Regions from separate parts of the Homo sapiens genome. Here all the other regions are linked to region 2. The links are chromatin loops, found by intact Hi-C in ENCODE. Cell type or tissue: OCI-LY7. All regions are shown on one strand.

The links. A loop is a pair of places that touch in the nucleus more often than their neighbours do. Peaks named below come from ENCODE experiments on the same cell type or tissue, not always from the same donor. Only the 100,000 strongest peaks of a DNase experiment are listed, where the experiment ranks them.
Region 1: a loop joins it to region 2, with 2.4 times the contacts of the local background. A loop is called at or near these places in 3 of 110 quality-filtered maps.
Region 3: it touches region 2 in a loop (2.6-fold over the local background); 28 of 110 quality-filtered maps call a loop at or near these places.
Region 4: it touches region 2 in a loop (4-fold over the local background); 11 of 110 quality-filtered maps call a loop at or near these places.

Annotation. Positions count from the first base shown.
Region 1 is chr9:137,576,875-137,581,874 of GRCh38, forward strand. It overlaps DPH7 (diphthamide biosynthesis 7), which reads right to left and starts at 2,051. Exons shown (of 9, transcript NM_138778.5): 1 at 1,751-2,051; 2 at 596-729. The coding sequence starts at 1,903. RefSeq lists a silencer at 1,737-2,146 and enhancers at 2,331-3,302, 2,397-2,456. In OCI-LY7, CTCF peaks have their summits at 2,146 (motif pointing left) and 2,354; DNase peaks (open chromatin) are centred at 1,757 and 2,087; H3K4me3 peaks cover 2,471 bases; H3K27ac peaks cover 2,081 bases.
Region 2 is chr9:137,670,712-137,675,711 of GRCh38, forward strand. All of the region lies in intron 1 of EHMT1 (euchromatic histone lysine methyltransferase 1), which reads left to right. Among named protein-coding and RNA genes, the nearest start is that of EHMT1, 54 kb to the left of the region's middle. RefSeq lists enhancers at 2,726-2,835, 3,960-4,476. In OCI-LY7, CTCF peaks have their summits at 2,281 (motif pointing right), 2,488, 3,843 and 4,051; DNase peaks (open chromatin) are centred at 290, 1,370 and 2,390; H3K4me3 peaks cover 4,099 bases; H3K27ac peaks cover 4,747 bases.
Region 3 is chr9:137,770,504-137,775,503 of GRCh38, forward strand. It overlaps EHMT1 (euchromatic histone lysine methyltransferase 1), which reads left to right. Exons shown (of 27, transcript NM_024757.5): 11 at 4,606-4,749. Among named protein-coding and RNA genes, the nearest start is that of MIR602, 65 kb to the right of the region's middle. In OCI-LY7, a CTCF peak has its summit at 2,210; a DNase peak (open chromatin) is centred at 2,188.
Region 4 is chr9:137,743,181-137,748,180 of GRCh38, forward strand. EHMT1 (euchromatic histone lysine methyltransferase 1) reads left to right here. Exons shown (of 27, transcript NM_024757.5): 5 at 191-348; 6 at 722-910. Among named protein-coding and RNA genes, the nearest start is that of MIR602, 93 kb to the right of the region's middle. RefSeq lists enhancers at 2,278-2,327, 2,478-2,527, 2,718-2,937. In OCI-LY7, no CTCF peak of the experiment used is centred here; a DNase peak (open chromatin) is centred at 2,491; H3K4me3 peaks cover 860 bases; H3K27ac peaks cover 2,342 bases.

The DNA of each region.
Region 1 (5,000 bases), 94 kb before region 2:
GCGAGACTCCGTCTCAAAAAAAAAAAAAAGAGGCATGGTGGCATCTACCTGAAGTCTGAAGTCTCAGCTACTCGAGAGGCTGAGACAGAGAATTGCTTGAGCCCAGGAGTTCAAGGCTGCAGTGAGCTATGATCACGTGACTGCATTCCAGCCTGGGCAACGGAACAAAACCCTGCCTCAAAAAAAAAAAAATTAAAAAGGATAAAAACTGGTACACCTGTATAGGGCATCTCCATTACGTTAAGGCACCACCATGGTATACGTGCTCCATTGTTGACCAAAACATAATTATGCCACACACCACTGCATTTAAATCTCAGCTCCAAAAGTGGGCTAGAGCCTACAACTGTGTTCTCAAACAAAAGACGCCCCAGGTTATGAAGTCAGAAAACTCCCATCACTTCCCCGGCTGGAACATGACAAAGGAAATAAGCCCCAGGTAAAGCACTCCCCAGGTGGAAGATAGGCGGGACAGCAAAGAAACAAATCCAAAGTTGAGATGCAATGCCTGTCTTGTTGAAGGCATCAGGCATCAGGCTTCCCTGATTGCTACTCATGACAAATTCTACACCCAGTGGGATTATCACAGTTATACCATTTCATGTCCAGGATTGCAGAAGTATCTTTTCTTTGGACCTCGACCAGAGGGTGAATAGAGTTGTTGTCATTGAAACTGTACAGGAAGAGACGGCCTAAACGGACCTGAGGCTCCTTAACTTCCATTCCACCCTACAAAAAATGCAGAGGTAGTCTCTGATTATCCCAAGACACGAAGGAACCCAAAGGATGGGAAAAGGGATCCAAGGAACTCAAAGGTTTGCCATGACTAAAGGAGTGGAATTCTGCCTGGAAGGAGAACCTCTGGTTTTCTGAGCTGGAGAAACGTCTATTAATGAGTAGGTGAACACTCCTGGACCCAGTAGAGAAGGCTCCTTCTAAACCGGCCAACAGGGACCAGCTATGGCTAGGGTAACCACAGAACCCAGTTTGCCTGGGACAGTCCTGACTTACGCCTGTTGTTCCAGTGCCCAATTTGGATCCTAATATGTACCCACCAGAAGTTAAGATATAATTCCCACTTTCTCTTTACTGTACATTCCACCCATTCCCTTGGGCCACACCTGTATATAGAAGACGTTCTGCTCTCAAGATTTTAAAGTTGGCCGGGGGCGGTGGCTCGTGCCTGTGGTGCCAGCTACTCAGGGGGTTGAGGCGGGAGGATGCCCTGAGCCCTGGAGTCCGAGGCTGCACTCCAGCCTGGGTGACAGTGCAAGACCTTGTCTCAGAAAAAAGTAATTTCTTTTTTTTGAGATGTAGTCTTGCTGTATCGCCCAGGCTGGAATGCAGTGGTGCGATCTCGGCTCACTGCAAGCTCTGCCTCCCGGGTTCACGCCATTCTCCTGCCTCAGCCTCCCGAGTGGCTGGGACTACAGGCGCCGCCACCACGCCCGGCTAATTGTTTTGTATTTTTTTAGTAGAGACGGGGTTTCACCATGTTAGCCAGGATGGTCTCGATCTCCTGACCTCGTGATCCGTCCGCCTCGGCCTCCCAAAGTGCTGGGATTACAGGCGTGAGCCACTGCGCCCGGCCGAGAACAATTTTTTTAAAAAGATTCTAAACTGTTTCCAGCCTACCTCCTGGCCAAAGGGCCAATATCCCCTCTTCATCTCCTGGGCGATTCGGTGCGCCTTTCGGCCTCAACCTCGTGGCCGGCCCCGCCCTCCCCTCCCGAAGCCGCGGCGCGCGCACCTTGTTCTGGGGGCCGGCAGGCCGGTCCTCCGGCCGCCGCAGCTGGTAGGTCCCGCACGCCAGCAGGTGCCTGCAGCCTTGCAGCGGGCACCACTCCACCGAGTCCGCGGTCAGCTCGGTGTCCACCGTTTGCAGGGCGAAACAGCCCATCATCCAGCCCTCGGGGAAGGGCGCGGAGCCGGCAGTAGAGGCGGGTCGGCGGGGCCGGGCTGGGTACTGCGCGGGGCGGCGAGGCCGGGGCCGGCCGGACGAGCGCAGAGCCCCAGGGACACCGTCAGCGCGGGCCGCCTCTCTCGCGACTCCTTCCGGGGTGCCGGGGCGGGACATCCGGCAGGGCCTTGGCCTCCGTGGACGCCCCTGGGAAGCCAGGCTCCCACGCCCCCTGTCGGCCGGCTGACCGCGGCGGGCTTCAGGCGTCAGACGCGCTGCTCCCTGCGGGGCCGTAGAGACCGAAGGCTTCGGGAAATCCGCTCCTCCACAAAGCAGGTTTGGAGACGGCAAGTTAGTGACAGAGCCGTAGGTTTGAAGCCGCCTCTGCAAAATTTCTATCACTGAGAAAAACCCCAACAGCGAGCTGCGGTAGCGCACCCCGTGGCGCCCTCCCGGTTACTCCTGGCCATCGGGCCGCGCTGACTTAACATTTAGGCTGCAGTTTCCATGACAGGCCTTGCCCCGGAATCAACGCCTTCGTAAAGCTGATGAGGAGCCCGCGCCCCACTAAGCCCAGCACCCCGAGGCCGCAGGCGCGCTCTGCCTGCCTCCTGTGAACCCGCCATGGCGGAGCTGCCCCTCAGAGACCGCCTTCCAGGGTCTTTGCTTGTCTGACACCCGTGGCTGCATCAGGACCCCCCAGAAGCGGCTCAGCAGGTGGACGGCTCCGACCCCTATGATTATCAGCACCAGTCGCCTGGCCGCCGCCCCCCTCCCCCAAAACTGCCTTTGAAAAAACCCCTAACCTAGGAGCTTTGGACAAGATGATCTGAGGACGAACTCCATCTCACATGTGGCCTGGCCGGCCCGTGTCTATTAATTTTTTTGTTTTTTTTTTTTGAGACGGAGTCTTGCTCTGTCACCCAGGCTGGAGTGCAGTGGCGCGATCTCAGTTCACTGCAAGCTCCGCCTCCCGGGTTTAAGCCATTCTCCTGCCTCAGCCTCCCCAGTAGCTGGGACTACAGGCGCGCATCACCACGCCCAGCTAATTTTTTGTATTTTTAGTAGAGACGGGGTTTCACCGTGTTAGCCAGGATGGTCTCGATCTTCTGACCTCGTGATCCACCCGCCTCGGCCTCCCAAAGTGCTGGGGTTACAGGTGTGAGCCACTGCGCCCGGCCCTAAACTTTTTTTCTTTATTGCAATCCACGGTCTGAATGTGTGCAGCGGGCAGGAAGAACCCCTTGGGCCGTTACAGGTTGAACTGTGCCCCCCAAAAAACAATGGACTGAAGACCCCAGCACCTCAGAGAGCATCCTTAACAAACAGGGGCTCTCAGAAGCAGCAGGCGTGGGCCCTGACCCAGAGGAGCAGGAGTCCGCAGAAGAGAAAGCTGATGCAGAAGACTTGCAGGGCCATTGCTGTGCAGAGCACAGGGAGGCAGGCAAGGCACCTGGCAGGGAGGAGGCGTCCGCACCTGAGGGCCCTTGCCTGCGCCTTCATCTGAGACTCCGGCCTCCAGAGCCTAGACTGTGAATTCCCGCTGCTTCAGGCTGCACAGCTCGCGCTGCTTTGTTGCGGCAGCTCCAGGAAGCTAAGGCGGACTTGACTGAAATATACGGGTGCCTGGGTATTCAGCCTCAGGGCTTCAAGCAGGGCTGTGGCTAAAGACATGGCAGAGAGCCAACAGCTCAGACCACCACAGAGACAGAGGCGCAGAAAAGGCTGGCCAGGAAGGCAGCAGGGCATTCCAAAAGGGCCTCAACCACACACCTCTGCGGGGGAGGGAGAGTGACCAGGTGCGCATCCCAACACACCACACTCCAAACAAGCTTTAGAAGCAGCCCCACATTGCAGCCATCTGGATGTCCTCACAGGACGTCTTAGATACCTGGCTACGAAGACCAAGAAGTCGGGGCCACGGAACGGGAAAGATGACCAGAGGATTGGGTATCAGGTGAGAGGGAAGCAGTGGTGGGGCCCGTCCCACCCTCACGGTGCCACCTGCTGGGGTGAGGCCTGGAGGAGCTGCCACATGCAAACCTAGAACCTGCACCGCCCCCTTCCCCAGCGTGGTGTCTCACAGGTGGGAGGCCCTGGGCGCTTCTTTCAGTGCACTTTTCTGATGAATGACTGCCAAACAAAGCAGCCCTGCTGGTCAGGGGCAACATGGCCACACCCCTGGATGCAGGTAAAGGGGACCCCTGCACTCCGTGCTCATCCTCAGACTCTATCTGAAAGCAGGCTGCCTGAGGGCACTCGGGGCTCCAGGCCTGAAGACTGCCCCAAACCCCAACCTGCTGACCCGCCATCTCTAGGGACACATATGTCCCCCTCCCTGGCAGCTTTCACCTACTCAGCAAAAAATGTCCCCAACCTTTGCAGCAGCTAAGGGGGCTTCTCAGGGCCTGATGTGGGCACATGCAGTTCTCTAAGCTCCAGGAAATCCTGCGGAGTTTGTTGATATCACCCATTTTCAGCAGTCCTGTTCTTCAGGAGCCCCCAGGGTACTGCCAGAAAAGGTACTGGAAGTTTTGCTTACAGACAAAAGCCAGCCCAGCCAGGGGCAGCAATGAGAACACACAGGGTGTCCTGGAACATGGCAGTGGAGCTTCAAGAAGGGAAAGTGTAGCAGCAACCTGTGGGACCAACACAGGGTCGGACCGGACCAGACCAGACAGGTCAGAGTCGGACTGGCCAGGCTTCCAGCTCCCAAGAAGCAAGGCCTCTGGCTGGGCGCACCTGGAGACAGGCAGGATCCCAGCCACACAGCCTGGCATGTTTCCCTGGGGCAGCTCTATGGGTACAAGATGCTGACCAGCCCCAGACACCTGGGGCTCCCCAAGGAGAGGGAGGGCTATCCTGGAAACCACAGCCCTGCAGACGGACGGAGAAGTGAGACCCTCACCTCACCCTGGCTGGCCAGCCCCCTCCACCATCTGCAGCAGGCCTGCTGAACATGCCCTGTGGATTCTTCTGGGCAGAAGCTCACTGCTGAGCTCCCAGCCACTTCATGCATAAATCAGGCAAGAACTAACCAATGTCAGGGGCGAGAGCATCCTACTCCCCATAAAACAGCGGGCAGCTGACTTAGCAACCC
Region 2 (5,000 bases):
GGCTCCAGTTCCTACGGGCCTGTCTGCGCGTCTTCCTCGTGTAGCCTCCCTGGGGTCTAGCGGGGCTTAGCGCTCTCCTGGGGGCTGTGTCCAGGGGAAGGAGAAGCCAGAGCTGCCTTTCCATTCTCTGTCCGCTCGCCTTTGCCGCCGTCTTCCTTCTGGGAGGGCTTTCTCGGAGTGCAGGCTACCTTTTCTCTTTCTTGCTGCCCTACCTCCTGTGGCCACACCCTCTGGCCTGTGGGTCTTGGCTTGGCTTTGTCATCGTCCACTGTTGTGTGACTCTTGTTCCAGGGTAAGCCGCTGTGCACGTGGTTGAATGTAACAGAGGGCTGTCCCGGGCCGTGAGCTGTGTCAGAACTCTGAACCCTTCCAGGGCCACCGTGTGCTTGACTTACAGATTAGTGAGGGTGTCTTGCCTATAGTTAACTGTTTTCCCGTATAATTATTCTGTTAACCCTTTTATAGCTAATAAGTGAGCGGAAATTCTTAATTTTTTTTCATTCAGTGTAAGAAAAAAGCAGAAGGAAATATACAAAAAGTTAACTTGGTTATTTCTGAATTGTGGGATTGCCAGTGATTTTGTATGTTTTGGAATATAATAAAGTTTTTTTACAGAGAGCATGTATTAGCTTTACAGTAAGAAAAAATTAATGGAAACCCTCATTTATATGTAACAATTCATATGATTAACGCTTATCACTTAAGAAAACATATAGTAAAAACCTGAAGGGAAGATGACCCTGAAGTTAGATAATGCCCTGTCAAAACAAAGCGACCCAAAGACCCGAAGAGTTGGATCCTTTTCTTTCTTTTTTTTTTTTTTTTTTTTTCGAGACAGAGTTTCGCTCTGTCTTCCAGGCTGGGGTGCAGTTGTGTGACCTTGGCTCATTGCAACCTCTGCCTCTCGGGCTCAAGCTATTCTCCCACCACAGCCTCTCAGGTAGCTTGGACTACAGGCGTGTGCCACCATGCCCAGCTAATTTTTTGGGTATGTTTTGTAGAGATGGGGTTTTGCCGTGTTGCCCAGGCTGAGCTTGAATCCCTGAGCTCAAGCTTTCCACCAGCCTTGGCCTTCCAAAGTGCTGGGATCACAGGCATCAGCCACTGTGCCTGGGCCTGAATCCTATACTTGGAATCCTGATGAAATAAGGACCCCAACCCTGCAGTGCTGTGGTCCAGGCCTTGCCCCGACATGTGGCTGTGGAGAGGCCGTGGCCCCTTAGTCCTTGTGTTCGTGCTGCGCCCCTTCTCCCTGCACTCAGTGAAGCTCCCCCAGCACTTCCTGTCCAGCAGACATGACAGTGCAGAGACCCCAGGATTCTTCCAGGGCTCCGGCTACATACAGATGTGAAGCATTATTTACCTTTCGCTCTCATTCTGTGCTGAGTGTCAGGCACGAGATGTGTGATAGTGCCATAGAGGGCGTGCAGCAGGCGGTGTGAGCATCTGGCTCTGCTGACTGGAAAAGATAGGTGCACAAATGTAAAACCGTATCACTTTTGTTTCTTTTTTTAAAAGAATACTTCATTTTCATAAAGTGTTTTATGTTAACGCGTAGTAGGTTTATTGTTATTTGTACAGGAGGTTTTGACAAATGGTAAAACTAACTTGATGCCATTTTCATAAAGTATTTTATGTTAACATGTAGTAGGTTTATTGTTATTTGTACAGGAGGTTTTGACATAGTAACACTAACTCGGTGGCATTTTCATAAAGTAAATTTTATGTTAGCACGTAGTAGGTTTATTTTATTTGTACAGGAGGTTTTGACATGGTAACACTAACTTGGTGCCATTCTGGCAACTCGTGGACAAAATCCCTTTGGGGTACTCAGTGTGTTTAGAGTGTGACGTGGTCTTGAGAATGAAAAGTTTGGGAATTGTTGTTTTACCGTAAACCAAAGCGCCTGGCGCAGTACTGCAGTGAACTAACCAACCAACCAACCAGTTTCTGCCTCTCGTAGAGCTGACATTCTGATTGGGGATAAGTTTCACATTTTTGTGTCATATCCTTCAAAATAGTCAACTCCTTAGGTTTAATGTCTTTTTATCAACATGGAGATTTTGAATGAAATTCAGCCATGAGTGTGTGTTTGTTTTCCCATGCTATCTCAATCGTATTACAGAGCAGTGTTGTGGAAACATTTAAAAAACAATCTCTGACATGAGTAGGAATGTGGTCTTCTACCAGGAACTTTACCGATTGCAGAGAATTTATTAATATTACTACTATACCTTGTGGTTTTCTGCATGCAGGTTTAAGCCTGCATTTACACTTCTAACCACAAGGTGGTGCTTTTGTTCTAGGTCCGAAGGCTGACACCGGGCTGGATGGAGCTTGAGAACCAGTTTTATATGGGTTGCTTTTTTGCCAATTTAAGATGATTCTGCTTTGAAGTGCTTAGCAAAGAACCTTACCTTCCTTTTGCATCAGGGTTGTCTCATCTTAGAGTGACATCCTAGAGTGTGTAGGAACCTCCCAGCAGGTGTTTATTGAGCACCCCTTACTTGTGTGCTAGTCTGGGTGCCTGGTGGTGCTCAGAGCTGGCCTGGACCAAGTCCCCAGGGGTTTGTGGTCCCTCACCATTCTCGACTGCTGCTTTTATATTTGTTGTATTTCTGATAGGACCGTTGCTCACGTTGCTCTTCTGATCTGAAAAAAGAAATAGGCTTCTCATTTTTTCATGGTGTGTAAGTTCTGTACAGCCTTATTTTTATGTCTCATGTTGTTCTGAAGAGGAGATGGGTGTCCTGGGAGGCAGGGCAGCTGTGTCCAGCTGCAGTGTCCCTGGTGGCTGAGCTGAAGGCAGTGTGAAGCTCCGGCCTCGAGGATGTGCCAGGGAGTGTGTGGAGGTCATGTCTGTGTCCCTCCCTCAGACCCGCACTCCCAGCCTGTGCTTTACACCAGACAACTCCTGGCGAAACTGCGCTGCTGCCCTGCCTGGCACTGGCCCTGCCCTCAGGGAGGCTCTGGCCGGGGCTGCCAGTGTTCATCAGTGTCTTCAAAACTTGTTTCTCACATTAGAAAAATGTTAAGGCCCGTCATTTCATGGTGGTAATTGTGTGAGAGTATGTATGAATTGAAAAGATGGAAAATGACACAATTACTATGAATATAGTAAGATTAAAAAACAGCATCTGTATGTGTCAACATATTACTTAGCCTCCCGGAGCCAATACTAGCAGGACCTGAGAGTCTGTGGGTCCCTCCTAGGGCTGTACTGTTCTCTGGAGCCTGGGGGCTGAGGCCTTGATTGGGGGCAGGACAATCTGTTGTCTTGGAATAGAGCCCAGGAGGCCCAGACAAGGTGCTGACCAGCTAAAGCTGCTTTTTTCACACACTGTTTGAAATACGGTTAGTGGAGAGAGGCAGTGGGGCGATCCAGGGTGGGCAGGGAGACGTTCTAAAACACCAAGGCATTCCTCACAGGGTCTGGAGCGCAGTGAGCTTAGAAAACCAGCACCGTAACACATGCTGCCCTTTACGAGGCAGTGGTGGGGCGAGGGGGGCTGCACGTGTGACCCGCCTGCACCAGGGCCTCCTGAAGGCCAACCTCTCCATCGAGCCCTGTTCTGAGACCAAATTCCAGGTGCCGAAAGACATTAAACAGGATTGTGCTCTTCACTGGCATCTATCAAAGAGCACCAACATGATATAAATTAAAACCCACAGTAAAATCTCTCAGAATTCCGTCCCCTTTTCTGGCTCTCCCACACTCTGCAGGCTGACGGAGAATCTCACTGTTGGCCAGTGTCCCCAGATGCCCTGACTCTCGGCTCCAGCGCTCTTTCTTTGTGTTCTGTCTGGTCTAGAAGAGCAAGTCCAGGTAGCTGTGGCGCCGCCTGTGCCTTGCCTCCTGCAGTCTGCCTACGATTGCACGACTCACCTCTTGATGTGTGAGACCCGCATTTATATTTAATCATCATCTTAGAGTATATTCTTCCAGTAGTTGTAGAATACGTATTTTGTGCCCATGCTAGGTGCCCGGGTTGCAAAGGTGGATTGGGGCTCCTTTTGTAAGTGGGAGGCAGGCTTGTGTGGGTCACCACAGGGCAGCCCGTGATGAGCTGCAAGGGCCATCTGAGCCCCAAAAGCTCGCTGCATAGTTGGAGAGTCGCGGGAAGCAGGGGGAAGGGTGATGGTCTGGGCCCTACTGCTGCTGGAATTTTAAGTAGCTCAGTGTGACTGGCACATAGGATTTCTGACCTGAAAATCATTGGGCTAGGTTAGAAATCTGCAAACTTCTGTAAAGGACCAGGTATGTGGGGTGTGGGCCGCGTAAGGTCTCTGATGCATATTCTTTTTTATTTTTACAACTTAAAAAATTAAAAAAAAATTCATTCTTAGCTTGTGGGAAGTAAGAAAGCAGGCTGGGCTGGATTTGGCCCGGGGGCCGCACGCCTGGCCTAGATTGCTGTAGCTCCTTCTGTGCCTTGTCATGAAGTGTGAACTTGATTCCATGGGCAGTGGGAAGCCACTGAATTTTTAAAGAAGATGATGGTAAGGTCACAATTTTAGAAAGATAATTTTAACTGCAGAATAGATGCTAGACTGAAAAGGGGAGAGGCTGGAATTAGAAAAATGAGTTGCTAGATTATTCCTATTACCACTGACTTGAGAATAATGTGGCTTAAAATAAGGTAGCGGTGGAATTTGATGGAATATTTAGGAGGCATAGAATTTGGTGACCAATAGGGGGGTTGGTGTGAGGGAGCATGAGTAGTTCATTTTCTCTTTTACTTTTTAAATTTTATTTATTTATTTATTTTTGAGATAGAGTCTTGCTCTGTTGCCCAGGCTGGAGTGCAGTGGCGTGATCTCTGCTCACTGCAAGCTCCACCTCCCAGGTTCCCGCCATTCTCCTGCCTCAGCCTCCCGAGTAGCTGGGACTACAGGTGCCGGCCACCACGCCCGGCTAATTTTTTTTTTTTTTTTTTTTTGAGACAGAGTCTCGCTCTGTCACCAGGCTGGCTCACTGCAACCTCCACCTCCCGGGTTCA
Region 3 (5,000 bases), 100 kb after region 2:
TATTTTTGATGTGTTGGGCCAAGTAATTCTCTGGGGGGAAGAAGGGGCTGCCCTGCTCGTTGTTTGGTGCTGAGCAGTATCCCGTTGGACACCAGATACCTCCCCTATAGCTGTGACAGCCATAATCTTTCACCTGTGCCCTAGGCCATAGGGTTCGCTTCCCTCCCAGCCAGCTACCTTGTTCAGCAAGACAGAAGGATCCATGTAGGCCTCACACCAAGGAGGCTTCTGGTCTCCACCTTCCCTGCCTCCTCTGAGCACCCAGGAGCGAACCAAAGAGAAGAGTGAGCAATGGGTCTGGTTCCCTGGGGCTGCAGCTTCCAGGCTGTGTCCTGCTGGGGGAGGCACTCACAGCTGCCTGGATTGCCTTTCCTTTCTTGAGTGAGTTTGTTTTGTTTGTTTTCCTTAGAGCTAATCATTGCCTCCCTATTCATTTTTTTGTTTTCTGTGTACTTGTTATAAACCCATTCCCAAACTGATAGAATTGCATGTTTGTATTCTCAGACACATCAAGTTGCTGGATCACATATCTTCACTTTACTCTTGTCTTGGTGGTGCATAACCTTTAGTTCTTAAGACACATTGCTCAGAAGATAACTATTTTGAGCCTTTGAATTCTGAAGTGTTCTCTCTCATGTCACGGACACTGTGGCCCTCCAGTTCTCCCCTCAGAGCTGCCTCCATCTTCCATGTCTTTTTTTTTTTTTTTTTTTTGAGATGGAGTCTTGCTCTGTCACACAGGCTGGAGTGCAGTGGCGTAATCTCTGCTCACTGCAGCCTCCTCCTCCTGAGTTCAAGTAGTTCTTGTGCCTCAGCCTCCCAAGTCACTGGGATTACAGGTGCTCGCCACCATGCCTGGCTAATGTTTTTGCATTTTAATAGAGACGGAGTTTCCCTATGTTGGCCAGGCTGGTCTCAAAGTCCTGACCTCAGGTGATCCTCCCACCTCGGGTTTACAGCCGTGAGCCATTGCGCCCTGCTATCTCCCATGTCTTTGAGCATAATCGTGCTAGTGTCTCCCACAAACACTTCTCTGTCTGCACGTCTCTGTGCTCCTCGGAGTCCTGGTCTTGGCTGGTTGGCTTCAGCTTCTTTCGTCTTAGCTCACCACAGGCGAGCACCTTGCTGGACGACATGGTCTTACCGAGGAGATGGGGGTGCTGGGGTCTTACCGAGGAGACCGGGGTGGCGGGGCGTTTTGGCTACAGCAGTGCTGTTCCCACCTTTGGACTTTGTCTGTTCATGCTTGCTCGGGCAGCGTCGGGCAGAGAGGGTGCCACTGGGAAGGAAGGGAGGGGCCCCATCGGCAGACCTGAGCAGCAGAACAGCTGGGATGAGTCACAGGGGACCCCAACTTGGAGGCTTTTGTATCTCGCTCAGGAGCGGGGCCCACAGTGGAGCCCAGATCTGGTTTAAACCAGATCCAAGGAAGAGGAAGGAAGGGAGGGCATTCCCACAGCTGAGGAAAGGCTAGCCCAGGACAGCTGCACACCCCACTGTGTCCTAATAAGCCACCATGCAGAGCCTGTGGGCCCTGCAGAGCCTGTGGGCACTGGGTATTAAATTGCGCTGAGAAAGTGCTACCTGTGTTCCGCTTGATAATGGTTCTAAGGTTATATGAAGTATGATTTGTTAGCAATGCATATGGAGTTATTTATGGCTAAAATGGCATCATTTTACCCCTAGGTACTTTGCTAAATATACCAGCACACCTCTCCAAGCACAAAAGGTTATAGGGGATGGCTTGAACGAGAAGAGAAAATACTGGTAATTTTTGAAATTAGGCATGGGCACATGGGGATACATTTTACGTTTGTCTCTATTTTTGAAAGTTTTCTTAATAGAATATTTAATAAAACAGACACTAAAAAAATAGGAAACCGTTTTGTAGCGGTGGGCTTGTGTGGAGAGTAGATAGTGAGCTCTGTGGCCACCTCTGCAGAGGGTGACCCCTCACCTGCGCCAGGTGGGGTGCCTAGCTGCATGGACCTCGTCTGAGGCTCCGCCTCGCCAGCTCTGTATTTACACCAGCTCAGCCCCTGCCACCGAAGCTGGCCCTGATTCTTTAGCCTTCCAGGGTTCTGCCGGTGCGGACCCACCTTCAGGCAAGCAGGTTTGGGTTATCTCTACTTTGTGAAGTCAGTACCTGTTTCAGCTGCTTTCTGTCCTGAAAGCACAGCACCTCCCTGTGGTGGGCTCCTTTCTTGTTCTGGTCCCTCCTTCAGGATCCGGTCAGCAGTCGGTGAATCTGTACTCTGCTGTGGTGAACCCAGGGTGCCCCTCCCACCCATGGTGACCTCAGTGGGGCCACCCCAGTGCATCTGTGTTTTTCCCACCTTGTTAAAGGATTCCTTGTTTTATCTCTTTTTTCCCAACCCTAACTGGATCCCATTGTCATTTATTTGATATATCCTTCCCAGAACATCTCCTTCCTTACATTCTCCTGCCGTTCTGCCTGGACCCCCTACCCCGCAGCTCCCTTCTGTGTTTCCTTCTTACACAGCACAGAGCCAGAATCATACAGCATTATCGTTTTTATGATTGTAAAAATAATGCATGCCGATTGTAAAATAATCCAGATACTACATACATGCATGAATAAGAAAGTAAAATCACTTCTTATTCCAAAACTGAGGGAATCATTCTTAGTACTTTTGTATGTTCTCCTAGACTTCTATGTGTATAACCACATTGAATTTTTGAAAATAACTTGTTTTTCCTTTAATGTAAACATTTTTCAAAGTCAGTAGGTACAAGTGCCCTGCAGCCGCTGGTCCTGAACCAGGGAGTCACTGCAGAAGCATTTGGTGGTGGTGGTGTGGAGGGGGCATTTTTTCAGGATGTACATGCCCTGGTTCTACGCCTTTCAGGTCTTGTTCCATAGGTTTGGGGTGGGGCCCAGACTGTCTTTTAAAAAAGTTGCCTGGGTGATTCTAATGCAGCCTCATTTGGGCATCGAGAAGTCTCTTGCTGGCTTCAGGGTAGATCATTTATGCCACCTGGGCGTGCCCTGCAGCCACTCTTCTGCAGGTAGACAGGTTGGTTGTTCCTACTTTTCTGTTATTGCAAAAGCTGGGTCCTTCTAGATACATGTTTGTGCACTTAATTATATCTTCAAGTGGAGTCTTAAGAATATGTATTTGTAATTGATTCATGTCTCCAAGTTGCTTGCTGTGAAGTTTGGACAGAACTCACAGTGATGGTGTGTCATCTCTGCAGACCCCACAGATACCAGCTTTGCAGTGTGCCAGACCGAATACGAAGAATGTCAGAGGCTTATGTTGAATTTCTTTGTGTAATTTCCTTTGGGGGGCATTTGTAGTTCTTCTTTAGTGAAATGCCACTCAATTATTTGCTTATTTTTGGGGGGGCTACTTCTTGTTTTCTTATTGGCTATCAGAGAACTTTCCGTAGCAAACCTGTAAGGCTTTGTCTGGTGTGCTGCAGAGTGCCTGGCATCCTGGGTGCCCTCATTGCTTCCACCTCCACAGGCGCCTTCAAGTCCTGGTCCTCTCAGAATCCTCCAGTGACCATGTTCCCCAGTCAGGCCCCAGACTCTGTGTCCTGCTCCTTGCCTTGTGTGCAGGTTCCTCTGGCTGCCCCAGAATCCTTGGGGCTCCCACAGATTCATTGTACCGCTGCCCACTGCTGGCCTGTGATGGCCTGGACTGTCCTGCCAGGTATACGTTCATGTTTCCTGGATACCCAGCCCAGAACCCCTCTCACCCCAGAACCTTCCTTGACTTCTGCCAGAGTTGAGCAGCCGGCCCTCTGGTAGGCGCATGTGAGTGGATGTGGGCACATGTGGCCCACTGGATCTGGTGGATGTGGTCGCGTCTGGCCCCCTGGATCTGGTGGGTGTGGGCACGCCTGGCTCCCTGGATCTGGTGAGTGTGGTCGCGTCTGACCCCCTGGATCTGGTGGGTGTGGGCACGCCTGGCCCCCTGGATCTGGTGGGTGTGGGCACGCCTGCCCCCTGGATCTGGTGGGTATGGTCGCGCCTGGCCCCCTGGATCTGGTGGATGTGGTCGCGTCTGGCCCCCTGGATCTGGTGGGTGTGGGCACGCCTGCCCCCTGGATCTGGTGGGTATGGTCGCGCCTGGCCCCCTGGATCTGGTGGATGTGGTCGCGTCTGGCCCCCTGGATCTGGTGGATGTGGTCGCGCCTGGCCCCCTGGATCTGGTGGGTGTGGGCACGCCTGCCCCCTGGATCTGGTGGGTATGGTCGCGCCTGGCCCCCTGGATCTGGTGGATGTGGTCGCGTCTGGCCCCCTGGATCTGGTGGGTGTGGGCACGCCTGGCCCCCTGGATCTGGTGGGTGTGGTCGCGCCTGGCCCACTGGACCTGCTCATGTGCCGCTGCCTCCTGCAGTTTGTGCAGATGATGGGCGTTTCCTTCTCTGGGCTCCCTGTTTGTCCCCCGTGCTGAGGCGTGTAGCAGGTGCTCGATAAGTGCTTGCAAAGCCAAGCTGGCCTTGCAGGGCTCGGCTCAGTCAGCCCACACCTGCTGAGCAGCTCTTGTGTGCCTGCACTGCCCAGCGCCTGGTGGGAGGGAATGCCGGCCTCTCGTGACTCTGACATTGACCACCAGTCTTGTCTGATTGCAGTTGGGCCGGTGCACAAACAGCGTGGTCAAGTATGAGCTGATGCGCCCCTCCAACAAGGCCCCGCTCCTCGTGCTGTGTGAAGACCACCGGGGCCGCATGGTGAAGCACCAGTGCTGTCCTGGCTGTGGCTACTTCTGCACAGCGGTAAGAGCCCAGTCCGGCAGCCTCTGAGTCCTCCGCAGGCTTTGCTGTCTGCTCACTGGTGCTGGTTCCTGTCCTGTGTCCACCTGCTGTCGGGTGGTCCAGCAGCTGGCCCAGGTCTGGTGTCCGTCTGGAGGTCTCCAGTGTTCACAAGCCCCTCACCACCCCTGTCGAGCCCCAGTGCCTTAGACACCTTCACCCCCAACCCCCATTTCCCTCCTACCGCCTGGAAACCGCTTTTGGAGATGACTAGG
Region 4 (5,000 bases), 72 kb after region 2:
TGTGAATTGATCGTGAGGGAAGGATGCCTGTCACTGTGCTGATGACCTGCGGGCAGTGGGCCTGTTGTGATGGGGTTTGCTGGTGATTTTGGTGATCAAGTTTTGTAAACTGTCTCTTACCTTTGAAAAACATTTGAATGGTGTTTCTTTTCCTTTCTTGTCCCCTTTTGACTTTTTTTTTTTTTTTTAGCTTGCTTGCCTTTTGTTTTAGCAGCTGCAGTATCTCGGAAGAAAAAACGAAGAATGGGAACCTATAGCCTGGTTCCTAAGAAAAAGACCAAAGTATTAAAACAGAGGACGGTGATTGAGATGTTTAAGAGCATAACTCATTCCACTGTGGGTTCCAAGGTAAGAGACGCATTTGAGTGAGTTGCCACGTGTGCGTGGAAATGCGTTTCTGTGTTCAGGGCCTCGTTATCAGTAATTTGGGTGACCTCAGTCCCCGGGAAGGTGCCAGTGCCATGAAGCTCCTCTGCCATAGGGGCAGAGTGTTCGTGTCCAAGATCATTGTGGGGGACTCCACCCCGTCCTCCCTGCCCTCCTCACCACAGCCCACCTGTCTGCCGGGCTCTTCTCCAGGTGGCAGGGGCACCTCTTCGTGTGTCCCCGCCTCCCCACAGGCCCTTGCACCTCCCAGTCACCCAAGACTCCTCAGTGAAAGCAAGTTTGTTCATGATGCGCACTGATCCTGCCTTGGGGTATACACCTGCCCGTGTTCTAGGGGGAGAAGGACCTGGGCGCCAGCAGCCTGCACGTGAATGGGGAGAGCCTGGAGATGGACTCGGATGAGGACGACTCAGAGGAGCTCGAGGAGGACGACGGCCATGGTGCAGAGCAGGCGGCCGCGTTCCCCACAGAGGACAGCAGGACTTCCAAGGAGAGCATGTCGGAGGCTGATCGCGCCCAGAAGGTATGTGTTGCTGTCTTGGGTGACAGCACAAGGAAAGAGCATCACAAAGTTGGCCGTGGTTCTGAAAATTAACAGTCTGGTCACTTCTAGACCCTGATAAAATCCCCTGTTTACAATTGGCTTAGATTTTTGTATTTTATTTTTCTTGATTTATTAGATTATTTTCATTCAAGAAGTATTTATGTTTCTGTACATCATTCATTGAAGTAAACCTCTTTTTTTTTTCTGTGTTTTCTTTCTTTCTTTTTTTTGAGACAGGGTCTTGTTTTCACCCACGCTGCAGTGCAGTGGCACGATCATAGCTCACTGCACTCAACCTCCTGGGCTCAATGATCCTCCCATCCCAGCCCCCCGAGCAGCTGGGACCACAGGCTCACGCCACCATGCCTGGCTAATTTTTAAATTTTTTTGTGGAGACGGGGACTCGCTTTGCTGCCCAGGCTGGTCTTGAGCTCCTTTGCTCAAGTGATCCTCCCGCCTCAGTCTCCCAGTGTTGGGAATACAGCCATGAGCCACGGCGCCCGCCCTCTTGAACTTGTTCTGGGCTCTAGATTGACAGGAATGATATTGCTGACAGCTTGAAGTGCTGATTGGCGGCTTGCTGTGTGCTCGTTTGTGGTTGGCTTTGCGTGGCCTGCCACCTTGCACTGTGGACACCACACATGGGCCAGGCGTGCTCTCTTCACAGACAGCCTCATCCTGTGTCCACCCAAGGACAAGCACCAGCACGGGCCAAGGCCCCAGCCTTGTCACAGCGGTGCTGTTGCCCCTGGCCAGGTATGGGCACCTGGGCCAGTGTCTCAGGGAAACTGAGGAAGTTCTTAGACATACAGTTTCGGAGTTACATTCATGCTTTTTCAGTTCTGAGGGGTCAGTTAGGAGTGACGCATTTCATAAGGACGAACAGTGGAAAGTTAAGAATCAAGTTGACATGCAAATCTGTGGTTTATTGTTCGAGTGTGTCCAACCATGTTTATTTAGACGCAATCTTGTATCTAAGAAGTTATTCCAAAACTAACAGTAGGAATAGCAGTCCAGGTGAGTTCATCCAAATAGTGACTTACTGGAAAATGCATAATTTTAGTGGTTAAGGTTTTTCCCCTTTCAGTCAGCTTTGTGTGCTATGGCGTATCCCTGAATGTATACAAAGCATTTTCTATCATTTGTCAGAGTTTTGGGGATGTGTTTTCTTCCTTTTGCTTCAATTTCAAAGTCTGTTGTACATTTTTAGCATGTTTTAGGGCAAATTTTTGAATGTTGCTCCCAGGTTGTAGCTTGATTATTTAAAAATTCGTTGGAAATATTACCATTAGATATTTAAAGAGGATTTAAAAATTTTTTATTTTAAGATAATTATTAGTTTTTTCTCCTCTTATATGAAGAAGCATGAGGAAGAAAACACAGCATCATCACCCCATTGTCCTGGTGGCTCTGGCACTCTGAAACAGTCACTACAGGAACTTCCTTAGACGTGCCCAGCACAGCCCAGCCCTCCCCGAAGGACAGGCAGCCCTGACTGCACCGTGGGGAAGCAGCTACCCCAGCAGCTGCCGCGGTCTCTGCACACACGTGTCTGTCGCTCCAGTGCACTGTCTGTTCAGCTGTGTTACGCTCTTTCTGTCAAGTTACAAGGGGTATTCAGTGTCACAGTTTTGCTGAGTATGCCGGAGGCTCATAAGTGCTGTCTGCATTTACAGTGTAGCACTTTGATGTCACCAGGCCACCTCTGACTGTATCCTTCCACCTGCAGAGACCTGAGGGGTGTGGTTTCCTCACCTTCCCCAGCAGGGCTGCCTTCTTGGAGTCCAGCAGCTCTTCATTGCTGAGTCATGCCTGGGGCTGAGCAGCCAGCCACCAGTGTTTGTTCCTCTGTAAGCCGCTTGCTAAATAGCCCCTGCTCATTTTTCTTCTGGATTTTGCATCTTTTGAATGTAGTCTGACGATCTTTTTTGTCAACGAAGAGTTGATCTGTTGGCTCCAGTATGAATGGAGGTTTTTTCCCCAGGTGGATTTTGGGTTTTTTGTTTTGTTTTTTATTTTTTGGGGACAGGGTCTCACTCTGTTGCCCAGGCTGGAGTGCAGTGGCGTGATCACGCTCAGTGCAACCTTGAACTCCTGGGCTGAAGCGATCCTCCTGCCTCAGCTTCCTGAGTAGCTGGGGCTACAGGCACGTGCCACCATGTCCAGCTGATGTTTTTTTATTTTTTGTAGAGACAGGATCCCACTGTGTTGCCCAGGCTGGTTGAACTCCTGGGCTTAAGTGAACCTTCCACCTCAGCTTCCAAAAGTGCTGGGATTACAGGCGTGAGCCACCACGCCCAGCCGATTTTGTCTTTTGACCTTGTCTGTAGTGTCAGAACTCCCAGGTACTAATCAATTTCTTTATGATTTCTGAGTTCTGTGTTCTAATTATGATAAAAACCTTTCTCACTGTTGATTTTGAATGAATTGATGTATGCTATCTTCTAATACTTCTTTTATTTCATTCTTGTATATAAATATTTGATTCATATAGAATTAAAATATCAGGTAGGGCTGCTCAGAATGGGGGAAGTTTATGACATATTAATTATATCTCAATAAAGCTTTTAAAAGAAAATGTGAGGTAAGGGTCCCAGGGCTTCCCTTAAAATGCTTAGGTTTCAGCTCCACTTACTGACTGACATTTCTTCCCTTCTCATTTACAACACCACGTTTATCATGTACCATATGGGATATTAATTTCAGTCTATTTCTCGATTCTCTCTTTCGATTGAGGTTCTCATCTTCTAGAGGAACTGGACACTGAATAACTCTAGGTATTTGTCATAAAGTAAAACATTAAATGACTGTCAAGGCACGAAAAGAATCAAGAAACAAAAGCAAAGCCAAGAAGAAAATGTGGTCAGTGTAAAACAGAACAAGATGGCAGGAACAGCCTTAACTAGATGGGCACTGACAATCAACAGTGATAGTTTCGTTACGTAAGTGGCTCCAGAGAATAGAGAAGGATAGGAAAAGTACGCTAGCCCATTCTGAGACTAAAATATAGGCTGAAGTCACCTAAATCCTAAATACAAAAGTCCTAAATACATTTTTTTTTTTTGGGACTGAGTCTGGCGCTGTCACCCAGGGTGGAGTGCAATGGTGCGATCTCGGCTCACTGCAACCTCTGCCTCCCAGGTTCAAGCAATTCTCCTGCCTCAGCCTCCCGAGTAGCTGGGATTATAGGCACCCACCACCACACCCAGCTAATTTTTGTATTTTTAGTAGAGACAACGTTTCACCATGTTGGCCAGGCTGGTCTTGAACTCCTGACCTCAAGTGATCGACCTGCCTCGGCCTCCCAAAGTGTTGGGATTACAGGCGTGAGCCACTGCGCCCGGCCTCCTAAATAAAATATGAATCAAATGCAATGACATATTAAAATAATGATTGTAAGGAAGTAGGGCTTACCCCAGGATGAGAGTGATTCATTACTAGAAATAGATTATTTAAAGACCAGGATTTACTAGGTTAACAGAATAAATGAGAAAAACTACACAACGTATATGTGTTTTTAAAAAAGGCATTTTATAAAGTTCAGTCCGCTTTCTGTTTTCTGAATTTGGGGGGATTACATTGTGATTGCATGTATGACAACGGTACAGTTGAGTAATGATGGAAGAATGACGTACCTGTGTGGCCACCACCCAGATCAAAGCCTTGAATTCTGGTGGCACTGCAGAAGCCCACTGACCTCCCATCCCCAAAAGTAACCCCTCTCCTGAGTGCTAACCGTGTAGGATGGTCGTGTTTGAAGTGCTAACTCTGTAGGATGGTCGTGTTTGAAGTGCTAACCCTGTAGGATGGTCATGTTTGATTTCGTTCTTTCTATAAATGGAATTACACAGAATGCATTCTTTCTTTTTTTTCTTTGAGTGTGGCTTATTTTACTCAACGTTGTGTTTCTGGGATTTATTTATATTATTAGTTAATTTTCATTGTTATGGAATAGTAGTTTTCAAAGTGGTCTGGGTGGGGGCATTCTGAGACCTGTTGGGAGAGTCTGCAGATCAAAACTGTTATCATACTAATGCTCAGATGTTGGGTGCCTTTTTCACTATCATTC